2 separate regions of the Mus musculus genome follow, and region 2 is linked to region 1. A link is a loop called in an ENCODE intact Hi-C map of the cell type or tissue named here. Cell type or tissue: left cerebral cortex. All regions are shown on one strand.

What was found. A loop is a pair of places that touch in the nucleus more often than their neighbours do. Peaks named below come from ENCODE experiments on the same cell type or tissue, not always from the same donor. Only the 100,000 strongest peaks of a DNase experiment are listed, where the experiment ranks them.
Region 2: a loop joins it to region 1, with 1.9 times the contacts of the local background. A loop is called at or near these places in 2 of 42 quality-filtered maps.

Annotation. Positions count from the first base shown.
Region 1 is chr1:59,376,871-59,384,870 of GRCm38, forward strand. No RefSeq gene overlaps it. Among named protein-coding and RNA genes, the nearest start is that of Gm51625, 12 kb to the left of the region's middle. In left cerebral cortex, no CTCF peak of the experiment used is centred here; DNase peaks (open chromatin) are centred at 4,268 and 6,393.
Region 2 is chr1:59,328,504-59,336,503 of GRCm38, forward strand. It overlaps Cdk15 (cyclin-dependent kinase 15), which reads left to right. Exons shown (of 14, transcript NM_001033373.3): 12 at 2,356-2,495. Among named protein-coding and RNA genes, the nearest start is that of Gm51625, 36 kb to the right of the region's middle. RefSeq lists an enhancer at 5,420-6,930. In left cerebral cortex, no CTCF peak of the experiment used is centred here; a DNase peak (open chromatin) is centred at 4,606.

The sequences.
Region 1 (8,000 bases):
CTGCTACACCTTCCCCAGGCTGGCTTTGCTCACTGTATGCCCCAACCAGACTCCCCAAGTCTTCAGGCACTCCAAAGCTTTTTATCTTTTCCAGGATTTAAGAAAACCTGCTGGGAGCTGGAGAGATGGCTCAGCAGCTGAGAGGACCAGCTGATCTTCCAGAGGTCCTGAGTTCAAATCCCAGCAACCACACGGTGGCTCACAATCATCTGTAATGGAATCTGATTCCATCTTCTGCTATGCATGAAAACAGAGCATTCATATACATAAAATAAACAAATAAGTGTGTGTGTGTGTGTGTGGTCTGTGTATCTATACAAGTCTGTGATACTGATGGGGCTGTGTTGAGTTTGTGTTGTGAGTCTGAGGGTGTATGGACTTGGTATTTGTGTCAGCTTTCCAGTGTTTGCCAGTAATGGTTTGTGTGGACTTGTGAAAGGGCGAGAAGAGAAAGCCTGTTCGTTGCCTTCCTTCTGGATAGCAGCAAGGTCAGCGCAGAAAAAGGGGCTCCACAGGAGATCACAAGGTCCCTGGAGCCCCCTCCCCCCAAGTCACACCCTTTCCGGGACTAAAGGCGCCTCCGGCTGATCCTTCCCTCTAAACATCTTGCACGGCCATGCAAGGCCCCTCCAAGTTTAGACAAATAGGTCTGGCCTTCAGTCAGCTGGCACCCAATCCTACCCACCGGGATGAGTAGCCTCAGCTGTCTGCCCACTTCCTCTTTAAGTGATAGCCTGTGGATGGCAGATCCACCACCTTGTGGTAGACACTTGTGTGTTAATAAATGTGAGAGACTGGCATGCGTGGACTGGTAACTACTCAGTGCTCTGGGGCCACAGTGTGACAACCAGTATTGGAAGAAGATGATTTAGCCTAGGGTCTTAGAGCATCTCCAGGTACAACAGGTACAGGCCCGGACTAGGGCAGTGCCCATGGGAATAACCCCATTCCAGTATCAGTAAAGTCTTTCAGGATTTCTTTATTGCTGAAGACGCAGTGAGCACATATTTTGGCAACATCCCTATCAAGGTGACCCTGGAGGCAAGAGAGAAAGAAAAAAAAAAGAGAGAGAGAAAGGTATTGTTTTTTAGAAAACCACTTGAGTCATCACATTAATTAAAAGTAATTGAGAAATGACTGGATTGTTTTATTTAGACAACACCAACATTTAGGCTGTCCTAAACCCACGTTCTTCTTCTCCGCCTCCCTAGGGCCGGGATTGCAAGTTCATAGCACCATGCAAGTGTTGGAGTTTGACTTAAATGAATTTAAATACAAGACGACATTGATGAGACAACCAGGAAGTTTTGAAACCTGGGTGGCTATCAGTTAATATTCAGGAATTATTGTTGATGTTTTTAGATGTAATAATAGTATTGTGCTTATGTTAAAGTCAAGATCGTCTTTACTGTTTAGAAAATATGCTGAAATATCCATGGATTAAATAATGACTTCAAATAATCTCAATAGATGGCAGTTTGAGAGGCAGCAAGGGTACCAAACATAATCGGCAGGTGACAGTTCATAAAGGGCTTGGATTTTTTGGTTTGTTTCCATTATTTGTTTGTTTGTTTGTTTGTTTTGGATACAAGGTTTCTCTGCATAGCCGCGACTGTCCTGAAATACATTCTGTGGACCAGGCTAGGCTGGAACTCAGAAATTGGCCTGCCTCTGCCTCAGGAGTGTTGGGATTAAAAGTGTGCACTACCACCACCACCACTGGGCTTACAAAGGGTTTTATTAGTACATCTTTTTTTTTGAACTTTGTTTGTTTGGACATTTCCACAGTTAGAATTTGAAGAGAAAAGAGACACACATTCTTGTGGAGATGCCCCTCGGAGGATGTTGTGCCCTGTCACCACATCACCAGGGCATGGTGATTCACAGGGGACCCTGGACAAAGGAGGAGGCCTGCAGCTGAGCAACACTCCCTGAGCCATATAAATCAACAAGTACAGCTGAAGCCATTTATAAGAAGCCTGTTAATCAGAAAAATCTGCTTTAAATGGGTCATTTTATTGGCAAGAGGGAGCAGAAGATGAGGAGGAGGCCGCTGGCAACCAAGTTTCTAACTAATGCCAAGCTCTCGCTCATAGACACACCAGAGGTGAGTTGTGTTAACTCTATGTCTACTTCAGACCTTTTCCAGAGAGAGACGAACCCCAAAGTAAGAGTGACGGGAGTGAGGGTGGAACCCAGAAAGCAGGGAACTCCTATTGAGTTGTCCATGCACTCTAAACGCACATGTCTTTCCAAGTTGCGCTGGGATTTTTTGAAGTGCCAGAGGCTACATCTGGGGTGGAGAAGATTCTCATGAATGATCGGGGGCAGCAGAGTGGACAGGAACCGGAGTAGGAAGAAAGGCAGGCCTGGTCAAGAGGTAGGGCTTTGAAAAAGAAGCCCTGTGAGAAAGGACCCACAAGGGGCTGCGTCGGAGACAGATGCACGAAGAAGTGAGTTTTGGGTAATGGCTGCTTTAGAGCATCATGTACTTAATTTTCATCACCTAGGGGCAAGGCACCTGAGTTCTGGATTTGGGTAAAGTCAGACAAGTCATGGGGCCCTAAGAACTGGTTTAATTTTCCCGAGACTGCAGACCTCTGTGCATCTAAATGCAGTGGATTCTCATCTCTGTGACTGGATAGCCTAAGCTCGATGGGCCAAGCAATGCCGGGGAGAGGATGTGTTACTGTGGTCAGTGAGAAAGGCACCAGTGCTAATCAAAGCAGGCAAGGGTTGGAATTTCACTTGGGGAACCAATTCAGAGTCACAGTGAGAAAGCACTTCAGTTAAGATACTGCTGAGCATGTTCAGTTAAAGGAGGAAAGATGACAGACACACTTTTGGGCAAACTGAGCTCGGGCCACAGAGCATATATTTGATAGGTTAAAATGGTGGACAGGAACACTGTGGGCATGCTCAGAAAAGATGGGGGCAGGATGAGTCTGGGAAAACTCGGCTTTCTCCAAAAGTTTATTATTATTATTATCATTATTATTATTATTAAGTAGTAGTAGTTTTGGTTTAGGTATGGTGGTATTCTCAGCAGAAACAGGAGAAAGAGGAGGCAGAAACAGGCAGAGATCTGTGAGTTCAAAGCCAGGCTGGTCTACACATCAACTTCTATGCCAGCCATGTCTACATAGTGAGACCATACACATACACACACGCACACACACACACACACACACATTAATTTTAACTTAAAACAGGAGAGAATGGGGCCAGTGAACTGACTTAGGTGATAAGATTTAGGTCTTATTGAACAAGCCTGACAAACTGGAACCACCCATAAAGGTAGAAAAGAAAACCTCACTCACAGAGAGAAGTTGTCCTCTGACCTCCATGTACATACCATGGCATGAGAGTGCCCACCCCTCACACCCATTCCCCCCCCCCACACACACACATTTTTGTTTTAAAAAGAAAAGATGGGCCAGGCATGGTGGTGCACGCCTTTAATCCCAGCACTCAGGAGGCAGAGGCAGGTAGATTTCTGAATTCGAGGCCAGCCTGGTCTACAAAGTGAATTCTGGGACAGCCAGGGCTATATAGAGAAACCCTGTCTCACCTCCCTCCCCCCCCAAAAAAAGAAAAGATGGGAACTAGGCATGGTGACACACACCTGTAATCCTAGCACTGGGGAAACTGGGGCAGGCAGATCACAGTTTGAGGCTAACCTGGACTACAGGGTTACAGAAGGAAGGACAGTTTTGAAAGGTCCTGTCTTGGTTGGCGGCTCACTGCTGTTGTCAGGTACAGAAGAACACTGAATCTGGAGTCAAAAGACCAAAGTTCTAGTTCTAACTCTGCCTTTTACCAGACCATCAGTCCAGCCTGCCCAATTTCCAACACCGTCTACTCCATGAAGTTTGAGTAGCAAAGTGAGCTCAGAAATCAGGAAGATATGAGCAGAAAGTTATTTAAAAATAGCGTACATACATACATCTTGGGTTTTACTGAGTAGCTACAAAAAAAAAATTTTTTTAATGAAAGTAATGACTTAAAGACCAAGAATCTTAGCAGTGAGGCAAAACAATGCCAATAATGAAAGTCCTGCTTGAACCTGCTGGGGTTGATAATATGGATCTGTACAGATCTTGAAATTACGAGTGCATAGGCAGTCAGTCATCTTGCCCAGTGGCTGAAGAGACAGTTATGACACAGCTCTTACCAAATTAGGCCTCTTCCACTTCACCCACGTTTGTTCTTGGCTCCCGCCACTCAGTAACACCCATCTCTCCCCTGGCTCTGGCCTCCACCCTGGCTGGTACCCAAGCCTCCCACGGAGCAGGAGGCAACCCCTGCGGATCAGGGGATGTTTTCCTTCCCGTCTGCCCCTTGGTCCCCTTATGGTAGACGCCTCGGGTGTGAAACGGCACACCCACAATGTTGGCCTTCTGGTTCTGGAGGCCTCAAGAGAAAGCAGCAGTCCCTCTACTTCCTGGGGACCGAGGAAGTCACACTTGCTGGATGGCTGAGCGCTAAATGAATGTGTGACATCAAATCAAGGCTGGGTTGAGACCTCAGAGTTTAAAAATAGATGCCTGGACCTCCAAAGTGCTTGTCTCTGTCCAGTCCCACCTTCAACTCCCCTCTTACTGGTCTATACCTTCTCTTTGGGGAAGGTAGGGGTAGGCCAGTGGAGTAAAGTCACTGCGGAGTAAAGTCCCTCTGGGTGAGCTATTCTATTGCACTGCCCCTGCTAGCATTCCTGTTGTCTTCCTTCCCCTTCTTCTCAGGGTGCGAGCTGATTAGGAGCTCTTTGAGTTTGAAGAGGTTTGTGTCACAATAGTTCTGCTGCTGGCAAGTGGGCAAGCACAGGGAGGGAGTGGCCCGGTGCCTGGGAGGACCAGAGGCCTTTTGACATGGAGTCGGCTGCTTCTGGCATCTGTACCCACTAATTAGTGTTGCTGAGATATTATGACTTCTAAGTCGGGTTGTGGTGATGTGTACCTTTAATCCTAATACTCCGGGGCAGAGGCAGACAGAGCTCTGAGTTCGAGGCTAGGCTGGTCTACAGACTTCAGGACAGCCAGGGCTACACAGAGAAACCCTGTCTCAACCAAACCAAACCAAACCAAGCCAAGCCAAGCCAAGCCAAGCCAAGCCAAGCCAAGCCAAGCCAAGCCAAGCCAAGCCAAACCAAGCAAACAACAACACAAAAGGAAAAAAAAGAAAGCAAGAAATATTGTGATTTGTGTTACAAGCATTAATGCCACAAATGAGGACCTGGTGCTTTGGGTTACTATTACATGCAAAGATGGCCGCTTCTCATTTGAGATCTACAAGCCCTCCCAGTGAAAATCCTGGCTTTCCAGTCTGCTAGTCATCTCTGTGAACTGAGCTGGAAGTGCTGGAGATCTGGCTGTCTCCTGTTTAAACTAGGATTCCTTGATGAAGGTTTTAGGATGCCGTACGTGGGAGCAAAAAGCATGAACTTGGGCCCTGGGGTCTTCCAGCTTTGGTTGAGTCTTAGCTCTGCCCTGCACTGCTGTGTGATCTTGGACTCCTATTTGACTTCCCTGGCCTCCTTTCCTCATAAAAATAATAATAGTTGGTGTTGGAATAATATCACCTTATCAGGTTAATGTGAAGGCTGGTGGTTCACATTAACAAATAAGGAAAACAGGCCGTTAGCCCAGTACTGGGTCCCTAGCAAGGGATCCAGAGTGAAAGCTGTTGTTACATTATCTGATAACCCTTCATGAATGATATCTTCCACACATAGCTCCTGAGACATGGCAGACATACTGGTGTCCTCAGCAAATTAACTAGGTTTACAGCTCTCTCTGCTGGCCCTGGGTCCAGGGACACGTGACAGAGATCAAAGTCACAATATTGTCCAGCTCCTGCCTCCCTTCCTGGTTTGTAGAGATGAACAGCCTGTTACTCTGTCCTCAGAGTCAGCTGTGAGTAGTCTCTGCTCTTTGTGCCTTGTTTTCAGGAAGAGAGAAGAGAGGGGGTTCAACAGAGGTAACCCAAAGGCTAACAAATGGCAACTCAAGTTTCAAGTTCTCGCTCCGTCTGTCCAGTGTCCCTTTTGCCCAGTGCCCCCATGAAGATGTTGGATTGATCCCCTATAAACACCCCTTCCTCCCCATCCTTCGCCCCAGGGCCCTGCTATCTCAGAGGGAATCCCCTAGTGTGCCTATGATTATACGGAAACTGTTATCATGGGTTTACCCACCCCAGAGGGGAAAACGCCCGTGTTGATGGACATCTTCTGTTGACTGGCTTTCCTCCACGGGCATCAGTGCAGCAGGGGCTGCCAAAGGACCAAATTACAAGAGCCCAGTTTAAAGGTCTTAATTGGCTTTATTTCTTAGTCTAGCATTGAGCAACACTTCCTACCATAAACCAGAATGTGTTTCCTGAGCCAAGCAGAGGAGGCTGGCTCTCCAGACAGAAAAAGGCTGAAGGCAGGAGCGGCTGAACATGAGGAACAGATTGGTCATTTCAAAGTTCCTTGCCTTGTAAGGCAGGGCAGGGAGACAGAACAATAGGAAACTGCTCCGTCAAGCAGGTTACCTGAGGTTAGCTGTAGGATTAAGGCAGAGGGAATCTGACTATTGTGCCAGTTGAAACTGGTCCCACTTAGGAAATCCAGCTGTTATCTCCTAATCCTGATTTCTCAAAGGAGAAAGAAGTGGCTCAGTTTCATCCTGGTGGCACAGGACTTCAGCATGACAGTTCTGATGCGTTACCTTGGTCTTTGGGGCCTAGCACAGCTTGCACAGGAGCTTAGCCCAGAACACTGCCTCCTGGAACTTGCACGTAGTACTCTGAAGTCTTGCAGTAGCTTAGTAGGAAATCACCTCATTCTTTCACATACATTGAAGCTACCGTGGCATGATTGATGTAAAGGAAAGGTAACGAGGTTAGGAAACATAGCATTCTTTAAACCCATACGTAATAGGGGGCTAAGAGTGGCTCTATCCTAGACTTAATCCCATTTCTCATCCAGCAAGAGTCAGCCATTTTATCTCTTAACCTTACCTCCTCCCCCACCTTTTTGGTGCTGAGGGTCAAAGCCAGGGCCTCATGCATGATAGATTTAAGTGTTCTACCACAGCACCAAACCTACATCTTGTTTGATCATCCCGTGAGGCTCTGTGAGATGGTCCTACCCTTACAAAAAGGAGGACACTTGACACTCAGGAGGGTCCAGTGAGATGCCCAAGGTGCCAGGCCAGCATGGAGTGTGGGAGACCCATCTTGTTCTTCCTGGTGGGCACCTCTTCTTCCTGCAGATCCTGTACTTCCTGGATGATGAATTAAAAAAAAATAAAATAGGCCAGGTGGTGGTGGCACACGCCTTTAATCCCAGCACTCGGGAGGCAGAGGCAAGCGGATTTCTGAGTTCAAGGCCAGCCTGGTCTACAAAGTGAGTTCCAAGACAGCCAGGGCTACACAGAGAAACCCTGTCTCAAAAATAAAATAAAAATAATAAAATTAAATTTAAAAATCACTTTTTCTGCTCCCAGATGGCACAGTGAATTGCAGCAACTAGTAGAATCCACAGAGAGAACACTGCATTCCAGCGATGACTCTGCATTCTGGTGTGGGTCTATCGGCCACTCCCTCCCCAGATGGAAACTGTATGGCATAAGAATGCCTGCCTGTATCTATAGGGAAGAGGTCAGGGGTTGACCTGGCTAGTCTCTCTATGCCTATGAAGAGCTAACTGCACCTGCCATTTCTCTAAAACAGAGCAAAAGATCACGGGTTAGTCATAGCAGGAAGATTGGCATCAACAGGTTTTACAAGCCTGGACATTTGTTTTAGATCCTTGGCACCCATATATAAGGGACAGGAGGGAATCAGATCCACAGAGTTTCTCTCAAACTTCCATATATCCATCATACCATATATACATATATGTGTGTGTGTGTATATATATATATATATATATATATATATATATATATATATATATACATATACACATATATGTGTATATATACATATATATGATGTATACACATATACAATAAATA
Region 2 (8,000 bases), 48 kb before region 1:
CCAGCTAGCTATCTAAACTGAAATTACTCCCAGTTGATCTTAAAGCTCAGTTGTTCAGTTACACAACCCATATTCCTAGGGCTCAGCAGCCACCTATGGACAGTGCCTACCGTATTAGGCTGAGCAAAAATAGGCTATTTCCATCACTGTGGAGAATTCTATTGGGCAGGGTTGATTTGTATTAGTATGTAAGAAAATTCTTGCCTCTGCAGAGGACAAAGAATATGTACCCATCATGTGCTTCTGGGGGCTGTGTGTTGTTCCCTTCATTGTTGTTGTTGTTGGTGGTGGTGGTTTTGGGTAGAGAGGATTGCCTTTTGTTCTTTCAAGACAGAGTTTCTTTGTGTACCCCTGACTGTCTCAGAACTCAAGTTAGATAGAGCAGGCTGGCCTCTATCTAACTCAGAGATCTGTCTGTCTCTGCCTCCCAAGTGCTGGGATTAAAGGCATGTGCCACCACTGCACATCTGTTGTATTTGTTCTCACCAGTAATGTTCTAGAACATTCTGGTGCCAAACAGGATGAAGCTGAGGCTTGGAGAAGCTAGGTCACCTGGCCAGGGTCAGTCAGAAGGTCAGTAGAGGATTCATCCACTGGGCAGGTTTGCAACAGACTCAGTTTGCAAGTGTGGTAAATCTGGAATAGCTGAGGTGTCTCCAGCCTTACCTCATGGTTCCTATGAAGGTGTGGTAGGACTGTGTACAGGACTAAAAATGCACCTATCTATGGGTTCAGTGGTGATCTTTTTAACGTGGGCCTAGTGAGTAGATACTCAAGTTTCAGAGCGACTGGCAATTGTAGGCCAGCTTTCCTAATGGTTGTGTCTTCCTCCTGATGGGTGTTTCTTATTGTGGGGGGTCTACCACATCCTAAATGGAAAGCATTAGAAAAGTGGCCCCACTAGCCATATACTTTCTCCTTTCTATGGTGTAGGGGAAAGCACAGTAGCAGGTGAACTCGTCACAGGTAGGCAGCCCCGTGCCCTACTGTGAAAGTCAGTGGTAACAGTGGGGTTAGCTGTTGTCTTGCTCCTCTGAGAACAGCCATACTTTACGTGTGTTAAGTGATGGGTCGGCAGCTACTGCTTTATGCAGTCACAAAGCCCAGACAGGGCATGTGGCATGGAGAATTGGCTGACCAGTCCTCCTTCATGGCACAGCAAGTAAGCAGGCCCCTATCCCGGGATTTCCAAATGTGTTTATCTTGTCTATGAAGCAATTACTCTGGAGTTAGAGACTAGTAATCTGTTTGCAGAAACAGTTCTATATTGTATAAATCAGAGACCTGGAAGTTTCTTATGCAAATCTCATGCAAACATTAAACAAATCATAGCTGTAGAACAGGACTTCTAGCATCCCTGCATCTCACATGTCCAAGAGGAGCATAGAGTTCCAGAGGTTGGGAAGTCTGAGGTGAAGGCTCCAGTACATTTAATGTCTGGTGAGGGCACTGTGCTTTATGCACAATGCTTTCTTGGAATGTTTTCACATGGTAGAAGAAACAAAAGGGTTCCCCAAAGTTCCTTTGATGGAGGTTCTGAGCCCATCATGAAGGATCTTTTACCATAACCTAATTACCTCCCCAAGGGCAGACCCCAAGAATATAAACCTTCACACTAGGGGAGTGCCTTTTCCTTCACTGATGTCTCTGCATTTGTGTGATAGCTTGGTGAGTGCCTGAACCCTACTAGGGGTCAGTTTTGCCTTACGCCTCCCAGAGCTAGCCACCTGATAACATGTGTTAGTTGCTCATCTCCAAATCTGTAGATCAGCACAAGGCCAGCTTGAGGATGGATCAGTTTGGAGTTTTGGGTACATGATTATTGTTCCTGCCCAGCTCCATCCCAAGAGGAACAAAGGAAACTTCTTAGCTGATAACCCTGGGGCTGAGCTTCAGAAACCCTGTTAATAAGGACATTTCCACTCAACGCCCACTCTCCAGAATGGCCTCCTTCCTTCCTCCCCTCCAGGACTCCATGCTTTCTGTCTTTGGTATCCAGAGCCTGGAACATTCTGCCAACTAGGTCTTTCTGCTTGGGTGGGGCTACAGTGTTCCTCCAAGAGGAAGCCTTAATTATATATTTCTGCCTCTGTATTCACAAATCTGTGTCCTTTGTGTACACTGTGCCTTGGGACATGGTGAAGGTTACGGTTGCTATTGTCTCCCTCCTAGTGATAGACCAGGTAAGAGGTTTGTGTTGGTTATTTACATTTGCCATCTGTGGCCTAGGAAGGGCATGTTAGAGACACGTTAAGCCCCCGTTACTTCTTCCTCAGTTTTTATCCACCCCCTCCCCTTTTATTTTTGCAGAATAGCGGCCTCTAGAGAGACTATTTCTTCCTTCCACTTTTCCAGGCTGGGTGGAGTTCCTGAAGCTGAAGACCTGGCCTCCCAGATGCTAAAAGGCTTCCCCAGGGACCGTGTCTCAGCCCAAGAAGCGCTCGTTCATGATTATTTCAGTGTCTTGCCATCCCAGTTGTACCAGCTTCCTGATGGTGAGTGTGTGTGCGTGCAAGTGTGTATATGAGTGTGTTTGAGTATACATATGCATATGAGTATGTGTAAGTGAGTGTGTGAGTGTGTGCAAACACACACGTGTGTGCATGAATATACATCAAGTCTCATCTTATGGCTTTTCCCTCAACACTGGCGAGTCATAGAATTTGCAACCAGAAGTGAAGTCAGAGACTAATTTGCTTTCCAGAGAGAAGCAGGGGACCTGGCCTTACCTGAGATTTGAGTAAGATTCTTTAAAACTCTGAAGTACCAGTGGGGAAAGGTGACAAGGACCTCCTTGTAATGGTGCAAACCTTTCTTACACACAGGGAAGGTTGCCTCTGAGGTGTTTGCTGACAGGAGAAGCAAAACCAATGTTTCTAATAAGCTGCTTCCCTCTTGCAGAGAGAGTAAGAGGAGAGGTGACAAGCATATGTCAGGAAGGAGTGATGGGCCCTTCTTGATTGGTAACACAATGCCACAGAAGGAAGCTTGGAGGTTGGGCTTTGGCGGAGGGGAAGTGTCCTCCCAGGATAGCTGCCCACTACAAACACAGGTTACCCTGAAACCAGCCTTTGCTGCCGGTGCCTGGGTCATCCTCCAGGTCTGAAATCTGCTGTGGGCTGGGGTCACGTGGCAGGAGCTCTTCTTGGGTTTCTCAGAATGCAGCCAGGAATGGCTACAAGGAGGATGTGGGTGGCGGTCAAGGCCTGGGCTGTGTAGGGTGGGCTGGGCAGAGTATCCTTAGGTGAGGTTTCTTTGAAAATATCCACATTCAATGGAAAATCGTTGTTTGAAGTCCTAAGCCAAAGAAAAGAAAGCTGAGCAGGAAGGCCTGGGGGTCATCCTGGGAAGAGGCGAATGGGGCGGGAGTGGGGTGGGAGTCGGGATGGGGTGTCTGGGGATGCAGAGCTATTTCCCAAGAAGCATAGGCCCAGTTTGGCTAGGCTTTGTAAGCCCAGTTTCCCTGTATCTCAGACATCGTCATGAAACAGCAAAATCTCTTAGTTTGGGACTACTGAGGAATTTCATTATTAAAGTGAGTCACTTAAGATCTCTAAAAATAACCATCATTATACATCTGAGGTTAATATCTTACTTAACCCTGTAAGAAGAGGCAGCCATTAGAATTTATTAAGCTGCCATTAAGTGTCAAGAACACATGGAGTGCTATAAAAAGTTGAGGAAAACAAGAGGCTTGGCCTTGGCCTCGAGGATCTTATGGAGAGGGAGGAAAAGAGGGTGAAGAAGAGGAAACAGGGTACCTTTTACACAGATTAGCACAAATCATATCAGAACAGCTAAAATCTGTGTATAATCAGCTGCAGATGTTCAGAGACGTTTGCTGGAGGTGACTTAGGAGAAATGGGGATAATCCAAGAGAGATGGATGAGCCTGGAGGTGAATCTGGAAAGGGTGAGAGATGGGGTTGGGCTAGTGGGTCAAAAGAAAGGCGTTGCAGTAGAGCTGTAGCGCCTACCCTGGCCTGGCACCTCTGTCTCGTGTGGGTCTGGCCTGCCTGTCCTGCTGTGCTCCCCTCTTTCCCATCTGTGCCTAAGATCCGTCCCTCTGTGGACACCTAACTCTACCACATCCCATACATGCACAGCGTGTTTGTCTGTACACAATGCTCGCATCCCCCTACTTAGAGAAATGTCCCCGTTAGCTTCCTGCAGAGTCTATTATTCTGGGCCCTGAGAACTGCTGGGATCATCAGGGTTTTCTGGGCACCAGCTTTTAATTAAGAAGCAGCAGTCAGCATCCAAACGGACATGTATGCTCGTAGGAACTTGGGTTTTGATTCTCCCTAGAAAGCAGAAGCAAAGTTTTCAATCAATGGACTCTGGTGCTCACACCATCTAAAGGGGTGTGTGTGTGTGTGTGTGTGTGTGTGTGTGTGTGCACATGAGTGAGGGAGAGAACAATCTGTATTCCTTCTCTGTTCACCCTGCTGCAGAGCCCAAATCTACTTTGACACTTTGAGAAAAATGAAAAGATGGAATCTTGCAGGAGCCTGCCTGTGCTGGGGGAGATGCGGAGTGTGCGCAGCGGGAGGGAAGTTGACTTTTCTTTATACATATAGGGGTTTTTCCATGCAGAGTTTAAATTATGCCTGATAAAAGGAGTTTCGTGGATGTTTCAGTTCTTTCAAATTCTCCTGGCTTCCTCCCAATTAAATGAGGTTTGTCAAAGCCACGGGGCTCTGCTGGCTGCTGCCTCTGCGGACAAGCACTTCCTGCAGCGACATCTCGAATCCCTGAGGGAGAAGATGAAAGGGCCAGCGCCAAGAGACAGGGAAGAGGGGTGCAACTGTGTGTGTGTGTGTGTGTGTGTGTGTGTGTGTGTGTGCACTCGCGTGTGTGTGCATGTGTGCATGTGTGCTTGGGGCAGGTATAGAAATACACATAGAAAGATGACATTGGGATGTGCTGCAAGCAGGCGGGAAGAGCAAAGGTACTGGGAGAATTGGAGAGGAGCCTCCAGGGCTGTCTGTGCACCTTGACAACAGTGGCCCTCGCCAAGGGCTCTTCCTCCACTAAGGGCTGCATACCCTGGGCTGGGTACCACCACTAGCCTGCTTTTTCATTGCCCCTGGCAAAGAGCCTTTGTTAACAGCCTGCTTTGCAGACAGAGAGACCCAGTGGGTAAACCCAGCTCCCAACCTGCAGGGACAGAAAAATCTCCATTGCTGAGGCGGGCTGCTGCAGGCACGAGAATTGTGAAAAAATAAGATGTATGCTTGCCAAAGACGTTTGAGGAGTGTTGCTTTGCTGTAATTAGAAGAAAGGTTTTGCTCCCTTGGTAACATTTCATTATGGCCTCCATTCAGGGGCTTATATTTACATCAGTTTATTATTCTGGTCGCAGAATAACCAAGTTGTCACTTTAAAATATATTCTGTTTCCCCTTTGATCTGGAAGATGCCAGCTCTTATTGTCTGGCCTCTGAAGAAGACAATTAAGCATGAAGCCTGTAAGTGGAAAATATATGGAGACCAGAGGACAGACAGCCCAAATCCCCACAGAAGGCTGCTGTGCAAACTCCCCACAAAATCAAAGACTAGTCCCCATCAATCTCTGCCGATTTTCATCAAGCTGAGTCTCCAACGACACTGTCCCTGGGTTGTGGCAGTAAGTTTAGAGCCAGAGGAAATTGATCAAGGGTGATTTGCCATGAAAACCCAGGAATTCCAGGATTGGTTCCCATGTGGAGATCACTGTTAAGTGGGAAAACGTCAGCATTAGAATGCAGGGCGGGCGAGCCTGCGGGAATGTCTGCCAAGCCCTGACGCTCTCCCTCCCGGACCCTTGAACACCTGAAGAAACATTTGTTGAAGGAGAAATTATTGGTAGTCCCTCTCAAAACACACCCATCAGTGAGCTAATTGCTTTTGCAGATGGCCAGGGAACAGCTCTCCCCACCCAGGCACCAGCTCATGGCCACACTGTGGTCCCCATGGCCGAGCCAGCAGTACAGCCTGTCAGCTGGGGCAGCAAGGACCTAAAATTAGGCCCTTTGGCAGCTCTCTAATCTTAGCTCCAGGTTCAGCCCTTTGCTTAATTCCCTTTGCCCTCAGCATGAACTTGGGCTCTGGGAAAGGAACACTGGTTAACGATTTGGGGGTAGGGGAGTAGAAAATCATTAAGCTGCCCCTTCTAGAAATGGCTCCCTTCCGTTCTTACAGGAAGCCTTCCAAATGTTACCATTAGAGAGTTAAGACTGACTTTGGAAGCTCGCCATTTTGAGCATACACACTGATCCACAAGAGTATTTTTTTTTAAAAAAAAAAATCTGGGCCAGTAAATGCCACATGATTTAAGAGTCTGGTCCTTAAGCCCCAGCTCTTGATCATCAAGACATCAAAGGCGCTCTCTCTCTCTCTCTCTCTCTCTCTCTCTCTCTCTCTCTCTCTCTCTCCCTCTCTCTGTTTGACTCATTTTCTATCCTAATCCAGGTTTGAATCCGTCTCTACCATTCCTTCCTGGACTAAATCCCTGCTTCTCCTTTAAAATACGTCTTGGCATCTTAGGGGAAAAAAATCATCTTGAAGTTTAAAGGCTTGCCATGCTCCACAAATACTTTTGTAGAAACAATGTTCTATAGGCTGCACAGGGGCAGGGAAAGCCTGCAACCCTTTCCTCTGCCTTCCCTCCACCCACTCACACCTCCACTCTGAGAGTTCTGAACTCATTCCCACTGCCAAGTTAACATCAGAGCCATATTTCACTTCACTCCAAAAAGAGTGAAAATTTCAAGTCTTCTTCTATTGTCAGGTCTTTAAACATTTGATGATCCTGTGACATCACTGTCCAAACTCACTTGTCTAGTCTAGGTGTCCTTAACTGGTGTGTGTGTGTGTGTGTGTGTGTGTGTGTGTGTGTGTGTGTGTGTGTATGTGCATGAGCATCCATGTATGGAAGTTGACCTGGGTGTCCTTCCTTAGGAGCTGTCAACCTTGATTTCTGAGATGGGAGACAGTCCCTCTCACTGGGATGTGGGGCTCACTGCTTAGGCTGGGCTGGTTCACAGTCAAGTTACATGGATCTAGTCGCCTCTCCAGCACTGATGCTAGAAGCTCTCGCCACCATGGTTTATTTGGGTTTTTTGTTTTGCTTTGTCTTGGTCTTTGTTTTGTTTGTTTGTTTGTTTTGAGACAGGGTTTCTCTGTAAAGCCCTGGATGTCCTCACTTTGTACACCAGGCTATCCTCAGATTCAGAGATCTGCCTGCCCTGCCTCCAGAGTGCTGGGACTAAAGTTGTGTGTCACCGCGACCAGCGGTCAACCAGCTTCACCAGATTCGGTGGTTTTTACATGGATGGATGGATGGATGGATGGATGGATGGATGGATGCTGAGGTTCAAGCTCGGGTCCTCGTGGTGGAGCTCATGCTTCTTCGTTTCTCTACCTCTCTGTTTTTCTCTGTGTCTCTCTGTCTCTCTCTCTCTCTCCTGGGATTGGACCCAGGACCTCACACACACACTAGGCAACTGCTCTCCCACTGAGCCTTAGCCTTAGGTTAAATTTCTTTAATTATCCCACCATATACATATCAAATATAAGTTCTGCTTCTCTCACTTAGTCATTCATTGGGTCTTATTGTGGTATTATAACATTCTTCTTATTTTTATCTCTAAAACTCAGGACCCAGCATAGTGTCCTAACATAGTGGGCAAATTATGTTTCCATTTATTCATCATTTACTGGTAAGTGTGATGCTGAGAACAGAACAAAGATTTAGGCATGGATGTTATCCTCCAAGAGCATACAGTCCTAAGGCAATGGATAAGGCAGGGATGTGACCCAGTTGACAACATATGCAGAGATTAACGCCACTGTAGTGGGCCAGGAGAATGTGAATGGATCTTGAATGGTGGGCTGGGGAGTTGGCTCAGTGGGCAAGAGTGTTTTCACTATAAGCATGAGGGCCTGAGTTCAAATCTTCAGCTCTCATGTAAAGTGGGGCATGGGCCAGGTATGATGGCACACACCTTTAATGCCAGAA